Regions from separate parts of the Homo sapiens genome. Here region 2 is linked to region 1. Evidence: chromatin contacts called from ENCODE Hi-C or POLR2A ChIA-PET data. All regions are on one chromosome and are shown on one strand. The core of a region is the stretch at or near the end of the contact, and the rest is flanking DNA. Distances in the headings are between cores, read along the strand shown.

The links. Hi-C counts contacts between places; a loop is a spot of excess contacts on that map. ChIA-PET counts read pairs that join two places held with the same protein, here RNA polymerase II (POLR2A). Pooled maps may share reads with other maps.
Region 2: a pooled map shows a loop between it and region 1 (3-fold over the local background). The contact joins two enhancer-like sites. A Hi-C loop is called at or near these places in 4 of 50 pooled maps. POLR2A ChIA-PET finds 5 or more read pairs at or near these places in 2 of 52 experiments (activated B cell and activated T-cell).

The regions. Positions count from the first base shown.
Region 1 is chr19:39,939,104-39,944,030 of GRCh38, forward strand. It overlaps the pseudogene PRR13P5. Among named protein-coding and RNA genes, the nearest start is that of FCGBP, 6.9 kb to the left of the region's middle. RefSeq lists enhancers at 2,566-2,645, 2,746-2,835, 4,379-4,879. Within about 2 kb of position 2,233, at least 12 of the 41 ENCODE cell types and tissues checked have a DNase peak (open chromatin) inside an H3K27ac peak, as active enhancers do.
Region 2 is chr19:41,544,015-41,548,941 of GRCh38, forward strand. No RefSeq gene overlaps it. Among named protein-coding and RNA genes, the nearest start is that of LINC01480, 11 kb to the left of the region's middle. Within about 2 kb of position 2,502, at least 13 of the 41 ENCODE cell types and tissues checked have a DNase peak (open chromatin) inside an H3K27ac peak, as active enhancers do.

The DNA of each region.
Region 1 (4,927 bases), core at 983-3,482:
TATGTTGTTATATTTGGAGTAAAGTTTTTTGGAGACAGTATCTAGTTGGATCATTTTTTAAATCCACTCTACCAATCTCTGGCCTTTTATTTCATGTAAGGAGATAGACTATTTACATTTAAAGTAGTTATTGATATGTTTGGACTTAAGATTAACATTTTAATATTCATTTTCCATTTGTTCCATTTCTCATTCTTATTTTTTCTTGCATTCCTGTGAGTTACATGAGCATTTTTTAGCATTCCATTTTGATTCATATTATTTTCGAATACATAATTTGTAGAATTTTCTTAGCACTTGCTCTAGTACTACAATATACATATGTAACTGATTATAATCCAACTTATGAATATTTTACCACTTTGATTGAAGTGTTGAAACTTTACATCCATATAGATCCTTTTACCCTCCCACTTATACATATGCGTGTGTGTGTATACACATATAACTATTTTAAGTATTGTCTCTTCCTATAGACATCAGATAATACTATAATTTTTGCTTCAACCAACTACGATTTTTAAAAACTCATGAGAAGGGTAATCTGCTATAGTTATCACTATTTTTGTCCATTCTGCTGTTCTTCCTTCCTTTCTAAAGTTCTGAGCCTTTTCCTGTAATCATTTGGACTTTGGAGAACTTCCTTTAATCATTCTCTAAAAATAATTCTGCTGACGGCAAAGTCTTGTAGTCTTCCTTCATCTAAAAGCTTTTTATTTCTTCTTCATACCCCGTAGATAGTTTTGCTGCATATAAGATTCTCGGCTGGGCACAGTGGCTCACGCCTGTAATCCCAGCACTTTGGGGTGCTGAGGCGGGCAGATCACAAGGTCAGGAGTTCCAGACCAGCCTGGCCAACATGGTGAAACCCTGTCTCTAATAAAAGTACAAAAATTAGCCGGGCATGGTGGCGGGCGCCTGTAGTCCCAGCTACTTGGGAGGCTGAGGCAGGAGAATCACTGGGAGGTGGAGGTTGCAGTGAGCCAAAAGCACACCACTGCATTCCAGCCTGGAGGACAGAGCGAGACTGTCTCAAAAAAAAAAAAAAAAAGATTCTCAGCAGATAGTTATTTTCTTTCAGCACTTGAAGAGTATTGCTCCAGGCTTTCTTCTCCATGGTTTTTGATAAGAAATTTTTTGTCATTTGATCAGTGTTCCCTATAGACAATTTATAATTCCTCTCTAGCTGCTTCCAAGATAGTTTCATTGTTTGCCTTTGTTTTCATAAGTTAGTTATACTGTGTTTTGGCATGGAATCCGTCAGATTTATTCTGTTTAGCTTCTTGCATCTGTAGGTTTATGTCTTTTGCCAAATTTGGGAAGGTTTGGTCATTATTCTTCAAATATTTTTCAGCCCCACTTTCTTTTCTCCTTCTGTTAATCTGATAATACAAATGTTAGCTATTTTATAATTGTCCTGCAGGTTCTCTGAGCCCTTGTTAGTCATTTTCTGTTTCTCTTTTTTAAAGTTGATTGTCTCTCTGTTTTTTGGATTGGGTAATTTTTATTGTTCTATCTTCAAGTTCACTTCTTATTTCCTTTGTCATAGTTGCTCTGCTCTTGAGCCTTTCCAGTGAGTTTTTATTTTAGTTATTGTATTTTTCAGTTTTATCATTTTCATTTGATTCTTTAAGAACATACTTTCCATTTCTTTGGTGAGATTTTCTTTTCTTTCCCATCTTTGCAAGGAATTTCTACTTGCTTGGTGAAACATTTTTATGATGGCTACTTTAGATCTTTGTCAGATAATTCTAAAATCTTTCATCTCAGTGTTAGATTGTTGATTGGCTTTTCTCATTCAAGTTGTGATTTTTCTGGTTGTTCATATTATGTATGATTTTTAAATTATATCCTGGACATTTCTGGTATTATGAGAGGAGACCCTGGATCCTATTTAACTCTTCCATTTTAGCAGTCACTGTTTTTAGGTTAGCATGCAGGTCCTGGCCTACTTTTGTGTGCTATGATTCCAATGACAATTTAGTTTTCAGAGCCCTTGCATTATTATTCCGGTCTATTTCATTTGCCTGGTGCTGGTTGAGCTCATACCCAATTCCTGTTAGTACCACCAATGGAGGTTAAAAGCATTTTCTTGGGGCCTGCTTGGTGCTGCTACGTTAGGAGTAGGAGACACTGGCACAAAAGGGTGGAGAGTACTTCCCTGGGCTGCGTGGTGCCAGCAGGGCTCTTCCTTCATCTCTGCCATCCACTAGGGTGGGGAAAGCACCTACCTGGGTGCTTTCTGCCGCTGGATAGGGGGCTGGGGAGATGCTGGATCTAGACCACGTCCTGTCGTTGGGTGGGAAATTGAGAGATGCTGGGCCACTGAGATGTTTCTCGAGTTCTAAGGCCCTTGTCAGTTTTCCTTCTTTTTATCTTTCAGAGTCCTCTTAAGAATGTCTGTTATGTTATTCCAGGGTTTTTAGCAGAGAGGAGCCAGGAAAAATAAATCTATGTCATCTTGACAGAGATGTTACCATCATCCTGGCTTGTTGTAGTCTCCTAAGATAGAAATCAAGTGAGATTACCAGACACAGTATTAAAGAGAAAAAAAAAAAAAAGTTTGTTTCCGTTTGTGCAGAAGGGAGGTCAGCACCGTGAAAGGAAAAGGGTAGGCTGCTCCCCACAGGGAGCAAGTCGATCTGTCTTGTAGGGGTCCAGATGCCATGATGTGCCTGTCATCATGTGTTAACAAGGGATTTCTTGGCGCCTGCACAATGGTTCAACATGGTTTTTCATACATTGCATGTAATATTGGCATTTTAAATCTCTACCTCTGAGCATGATTTTTAGCATTGAAATAAGGAAATTATCACTGTAAGTTGAAACCTAAGCTGTTCCTGTGGCTTCCTGGGGAAGTCCCTAAGCCCCTAAAGCAGGAACTTGTGGTTAATAGCTTCTTGGGCCTCTGATGCTGACTGGCTGGAGGTTAGGTATAGAACAGGAATTAAAAGAAATAAAGAATGTGTAAGCAAAACTTAGTTGTATGTAAGAAAACCCAATTCCCCCTGAGGAAGAGAAAGAGCTGGAGTCCTTTAAAATTAACTGCCTGTTTTTCTATGGCTAGTGAGCCTTATCTCTCCCTTTCCCAGGCATTGTGAAGACTCTGTTTCTCTAGCTGTGCAGCTGTAAGATCACTAGACAGATAATCTCAAGTCGTAAAACATGCTGTTCCTTGAAAAAAAAATGATATAATGCATGTCTCAATTGAATGACTGTCTTTGTTTCTCACTTCTGTGATATGCTTCCCCCTGCACAGATCTCCCCCAGCCCCACGAAATGCTTAAAAGGTAGCTTGACTCTTTGTTCAGGGCTCAGTCCTTTGGATGTTAATCTGACTGGGTCGGTGCACCTGAATAATTAAATAATTCCTCCTCAACCCCACGGTCTCTCTGATTCCTTAATTATCCTGCTGCAGACAAGCTACAGCTTGAGTAAGGGGCTTTTGTTCTTTTTCACTAAACCACCTCAAAATAGGAAGCCAGCCAGCTGTCTCACTCCCAGCCAAGAGATTTCATTCTCCTTATTCTTTTTTTTTTTTTTTTTTTTTTTAGACCAGGAGAAATAACTTTATTTGAATAGGACCCGAGACAGCATATTGGGCTAAGGAGGAGAGGTAAGGTTCCAAAACCGCAGTCAAAGCTCATCAACCAAATGGACTCTACTTCCCAGCAACCTTGCAGTTAGTGCAACCAACAAAAGGCCTGCTGGGGAATGTATTTGCCACTAAATCCCCCAAGTATGCCAACATTACAAAAAAGATAGAGGTTTTTCATCATAATTGAATTTCCACAAACCTCCCCAATCACAAGTATTATAAGTGGAAGTAAAAAATCACATTTTACAGATCTCAAACTTGTCTTCAACATTTAGTTCATCATCTTCAAAAAATAGCTCCCCTGCCTAATTCATTAGCTATATGATCTCTCCAAGCAGCAACAAGATGGCCAGGCCATGGCAATCCTCTTCCTATTTCCCCTAGCCACTCAGGGCTCAACAGCAGGGTGAGGCTCAGGTGGAGGTAGGGGGTGGGGAGCACAAGGGCTACATTCCCCCAGTACAACGTGGCATCTGAAGCTTGATGGGAGAGCAGAACTGGTGGGACTTGAGGGAAGGGTCCAGGGCCTGTATTCAGTCAGAATCACTGCTGGAAGAGGAGGAGGAAGAGGAGGAATGCTTGTCATGCTTGTGGTACTTGTGGTGCTTTTGGTGCTTGTGCATCTTTTTATGAGCTTTCTTCATTTTCTTCTGCATCTTCTTGTCCACTATCACTGCTGGTCCAACCATGCCAGGAGCCAAGGGATTCACAGGAGGGATTCCAGGGGCAGGCGGTGGGTATGGAGGAGGGTAGGGACCCAACGGTTGGCATCCTGGATACCCTGGCTGTGGCACAGGATGAGGGGGCCCACCTGGGGGGAAAGCTGGATTGCCATGGGGAGCTCCTGGGGGAGGAGGACAGGGGCCTGGGGGAAAGGGTGGATTAATAGGTGGTGGGTGGGCAGGATTGGAACCTCCAGGGCACCCAATATTGGGGGGATATGGATTTGGCCCTGGCTGCCCGGCATTGGGATTCCACATGTTTAGGTGTGTCCTCCAGCCTTTCCACCGCCGCCTGGGCTTGCTGCGTTCTCCTTCGCAGTCCTCATTCTCCTTATTCTTAAGGAGCAAAGGTCTCTTCTGGAACTACTTCCTGCTAAGCATGGACATAGTCTCTACATCTATTTCCAGGAGGAGTAGAAATTTCTTATGGCTTGCTGAAGGGGCTGATACGGCTCTGGGCTAGTGGTCTCTGAAACAGGCTGGAAGCCTGGCAAGACCATTTACTTGGCATGAAAGCATTACAGTCTGAAAGACGTGAATTTTACCAGCAGGTTAAACAAGCATGGTTTAAAAATTAAAAATTTAAAGATTAAAAACTTTAAATATT
Region 2 (4,927 bases), core at 1,252-3,751, 1.6 Mb after region 1:
AATATACTACGATCTGGATTGTTGAACTTCCATCCAGAGAAGAAATTTACTATTGTGCTACAAGCTGCAGTAACAATCTCCTTGTGATCTCAGCAAGGCCTGCAGGGCAATTTACATCAGGACTCCTCTTTTCCTCTCCAGAACTTCACTTACCTGAGAAAGAGTGTCTTTTGATAAATAAAATATTATTAAATGAGTGTGGTCTTATGACTGTTTCCAGGGTGATTTGCAATGCATGTTGGGGTGAGTCTCTGGGGTGTGTGCTGAGGAGGGGTGGCTTTTAATCTTGAGAGAATGTATGAAAGGGAAAGAAGGTCTCCACAGCATCTGAGGGGCTAAGGACCATGACCCTGCCTGGATTTAAGAAATGGGAAGGTTTCAGAGGGTGAAATTAGGTGTTGAGTCTTGGGGGGTGTTTGAGAAGCTCCTGCCTCAGGAGTGGAAGCTCTGGGGGAAGTAAAGACAATCCTGGGTGCCTCAATGGGGCATTTCCTAATTTCAGAGAAATCAAACCAAAAACAGTGAGGAAATGGACTCCTTGAAGACTGTGGTCCATGAATATATGTAGGGAAAGGAAAGAGAGATCAGACTGTCACTGTGTCCATGTAGAAAGGAAAGACATAAGAGACTCCATTTTGAAAAAGACCTGTACTTTGAACAATGGCTTTGCTGAGATGTTGTTAATTTGTAGCTTTGCCCCAGCCACTTTGACCCAGCCACTTTGACCCAACTTGGAGCTCACAAAAACATGTGTTGTATGAAATCAAGGTTTAAGGGACCTAGGGCTGTGCAGGATGTGCCTTGTTAACAAAATATTTACAAGCAGTATACTTGGTAAAGGTCATTGCCATTCTCTAGTCTCAATAAACCAGGGGCACAATACACTGTGGAAAGCCGCAGGGACCTCTGCCCTTGAAAGCGGGGTATTGTCCAAGGTTTCTCCCCATGTGATAGTCTGAAATATGGCCTCATGGGATGAGAAGGACCTGACTGTCCCCCAGCCCAACACCCATAAAGGGTCTGTGCTGAGGTGGATTAGTAAAAGAGGAAAGCCTCTTGCAGTCGAGATGGAGGAAGGCCACTGTCTCCTGCTTGCCCCTCAGAACTGAATGTCTCGGTGTAAAACCCAATTGTACATTTGTTCAACTCTGAGATAGGAGAAAAGCTGCCCTGTGGCGGGAGGTGAGACATGTTTGCAGTAATACTGCCTTGTTATTCTTTACTCCACTGAGATGTTTGGGTGGAGAGAAACATAAATCTGGCCTGAGTGCACGTCCAGGCATAGTACTTTCCCTTGAACTTAATTATGATATAGATTCTTTTGCTCACATGTTTTTCATTGACCTTCTCCTTATTATCACCCTGCTCTCCTACTACATTCCTTTTTGCTGAAATAATGAAAATAATAATCAATAAAAACTGAGGAAACTCAGAGGCCGGTGCCGGTGCAGGCCCTTGGTGTGCTGAGTGCTGGTCCCCTGGACCCACTGTTGTTTCTTTATACTTTGTCTCTGTGTCTTATTTCTTTTCTCTGTCTCTCCTCCCACCCAACTAGAAATACCCACAGGTGTGGAGAGGCAGGCCACCCCTTCAAATATATAGGACCCAGAACCAGTCCATTGGGGAGGAAGCTTTCAAGGGACACATTTTGGCTGGGAAGGAGGACAGTGAAGCTCTCCAGCCAGGGAGGACGCCTGGCAGTCACAGTGATCTCGGAGGGGCCCTGCACACTTCCACCACTTCCGGTTCCTCGATTCCTCTCCACCACACCCATTTTCTGAGTTCTCCTGGGCACCAGGCACTGGAAGCCGTTCCTGCTCTCATTCCTCACCCCCCTTTTCTTCATTCTTCAGGGCACGACATTCTCCAACATGTTCACATCCCTCAATTTTCCTTCCCCACCTGTCTGGAGTCTGAAGCTCCAGGCACTGCAAGGATGTGAGTTGGGGACCTGTTTGTTCTCCCCGTTTTACTGGATCTTTCAGGGTCTCCATTGTCCAACTTACTAGGAGCCCTGAATGCTTGCCGACTCTACCCCATCTGCTCCATTCTGTGGGCTGTGTCCTCTCTCAAACCTCCCAGGTCTTTCAGGCCCAGGCCCCCTCCTCCACTTGCTTGTGCCCAGGCTCCTACCCAGCCTCTGCTAGGATCCAGTATTGTCAACAATAAATAGATCTCCTTGGAATCAGGGTAACTGGCAAGCTCGGTTGAAGGACGTATGAGAGGATGGAGGTGGAGAGTTCACTCTCCCAAAGTGCCCCTCACACACACACGCAATGGGGACAATGCCAGAGCCTGACCTTATTTCACAGCAAGCTGCCCAAATCTCACCTTGCTCAGTGCTGGACACTGAAAACACTGACCCTCCCAGTGAAAGCTGCTCTCCTCTGTTCTTAGTCCCCACGCCAGGCCACTCTGCATTCTGTACCCTTCCCCCAGGCTGGTGTCCCAGACCGTACTTTACCCAGAGAGCCCTGCCCTCAAACTCACTTCCTCTCCGGACAGGCTTTCTGCCTTAAGCTGCGCTTCTTCCTCGGTGGTAGCAGGAGGCCTTCCTCTCCCTCCTCCCTCTATGATTTCTTGCACCTAAATGAATCTAACCTTGCTCTCACCTTTGTCCCTTGTGCCCTAACTTCTGTTGACACCTTCATCTGGTGCCCCTGACATAACCCTGGGGCTCCTGAGCCCTGGGACATTTGTATCTAGACAACCACGAGCCTAACACCCTAAACAGACACAGGCATAGACACACACACACACACACACACACACACACCCAGCACCAAAGCTGCTCCTACCCCAGTCACACTGGAATTAGATGAAAACCCCAGGCTTTGGACTCCTTGGCTGTGAGGGTCTTCCTGGAAAGAGCCAGGTCCAGCTGCATTTTCTCATACCCTGAAATCGCACCACTACACCCCAGCCTGAGCAACAGAGCCAGACTCCATCATTTAAAAAAAAAAAAAAAGTACCCAAAAGAGTTCCAGAATAAGATAAAAATGGTTTACATACAATCTCGCTATCTGGGAATATAAAGTGCAGTTACTAAAAGCAGGGAATCTCTTTCCTGAAACTATTTCTAACTCTGTGAGGAGCTGCTAGATTCTACAGTGCCTGACAGACAGCTCTCAAGGGCCGTTTGGCTTGTGAATGGCATTTCCAAGGCAAACATCTTGTTTGAAAGCTGCTGCTCTGGTTAAAGAAGGGTCATGAAAGTCTTTTTTTTTTTCCAGTTATTTGGGTGAAGTATGTTTTTGCGAGCAAATTTACCTTTCCCTCTGCGTTCTCCACATTTTGGGTTGTGATTTTATGACAATATAGTTTGTATATTCAACTTATACATATTTATAGTGTTCAGTAAGAGCCTTTTAAAATAAAACAATTGAACACATTGGTTATTTTCACAAGACTCTAACCAAAATAGTATATTTTTAGGTAAAAACCCAGGAAAATTAACTCAAAAGTAGCCTATATGGCCGATGAATTCTTGCTGCATTTTATGCAAATTATCAGGCCAAGTGTAATAAGCCTAAAATTGATTTTGCACACAAATTGGTCTTACTGTAATTTCTCTTTAATAGGAAAAATAGGGGGCTACAGACCAACCAGGATCTTCATGAGGACCAGTGAGCACAGGAGTAGGAAAGGGGTCACTAGCATCACTGAGATGCAGGTGGTGGCCATTCCTCATAGAAAACGAGATTTTTGGGGAACCTCCCATAGTGCTGAGCTCCATAGTGCCCACGGGGATGACAGAATCTGAGAATGGCTGGGACCAGGACTTTTGTCATCAAAAGCCAGCTGGAGGGTATAGGCAGTAAAATTGGAATGCAGCAAAGGGAGGCTGACCTGCAAAGCACTAGGAGGGATCTCATAAAACCTGTTACCCTTAGAGGCAAGACAGGTGGAAAAAGAGTAAGTATGTCACTTAGTAGACATAATCAAGAGGAGCAGAAAGCCAAGGTCAGCTGTCCGCCATAGAATGTCATGATCCCTTGCTCAGTGAAGACCTGAGACAGTCCTCACACCACTATATGTTTTTCTTTTTATAACCTTTATTAAAATACAGTTTATTTTTTCATTTACTTGGCACATTTGTATAATTGTGAAATTGTTTTCTTAGTAGTTTTAGTTACATATACTCAGTATAATGTTAGCTTTTAGGAACCCCTCTTTAGTAAAAATAAAACAAAAACGTAAGCAATTTTAATTGGTAGGAGTTGCAGAGCCCACAGCAAAGGACAGAGCTGTGGAAAATGTCTGACTCTTCCCAGCACGGAGTCGGGCCGTGGCTCCTTTCACATGTCCCCAGACCTCAGCTAGAATTGAATGCTCTAAAACAGACAGGCCAGATGATTATTTAAAATGTTTTGGAAACAGTTTTTGACCTGCAAATATTTAGTAATGGCAATATTTCACATGTCTCATGTGGACAAAATGTCTACATTGTGAAGATATTTTTCTTTTACTTTACTAATAATTTTTAAAACTGACTTTATTGTTTTAAGTTTTGTAAAGTCACATGAACTAAAAGGCAATTGAGTTAACGTTTCAATTTTTCTGATAAAGACTTGATTGAAGTGTTTATTTTTAAGCCAATGAATGAGAGATTTATCATATATTTTGAAGTGAAACGCTATATACACATGACTCATCTAAATATACAGACTGAGGTCAATTTTATAGATTTAGAACTTTTTTTATTTGTTGGGCTTTTAATATTTTTTAAAAGCTTTACATCCTTTATTTTTGATAATTTGTGATTTCCCTGGTGCAATTATTTGGAGCCCACAGCAGTTGGGATCTGTGTATGCAGCAGAGGGTGCCCCTCCAAGCCTCTGGCTCTCTAAGGCCTCCTTCCATTTCAAGGGTAATTAAAATAAGGCTGATTGTTAGGGATTCTGGTGTGATGAACCCCAGCCCTCTC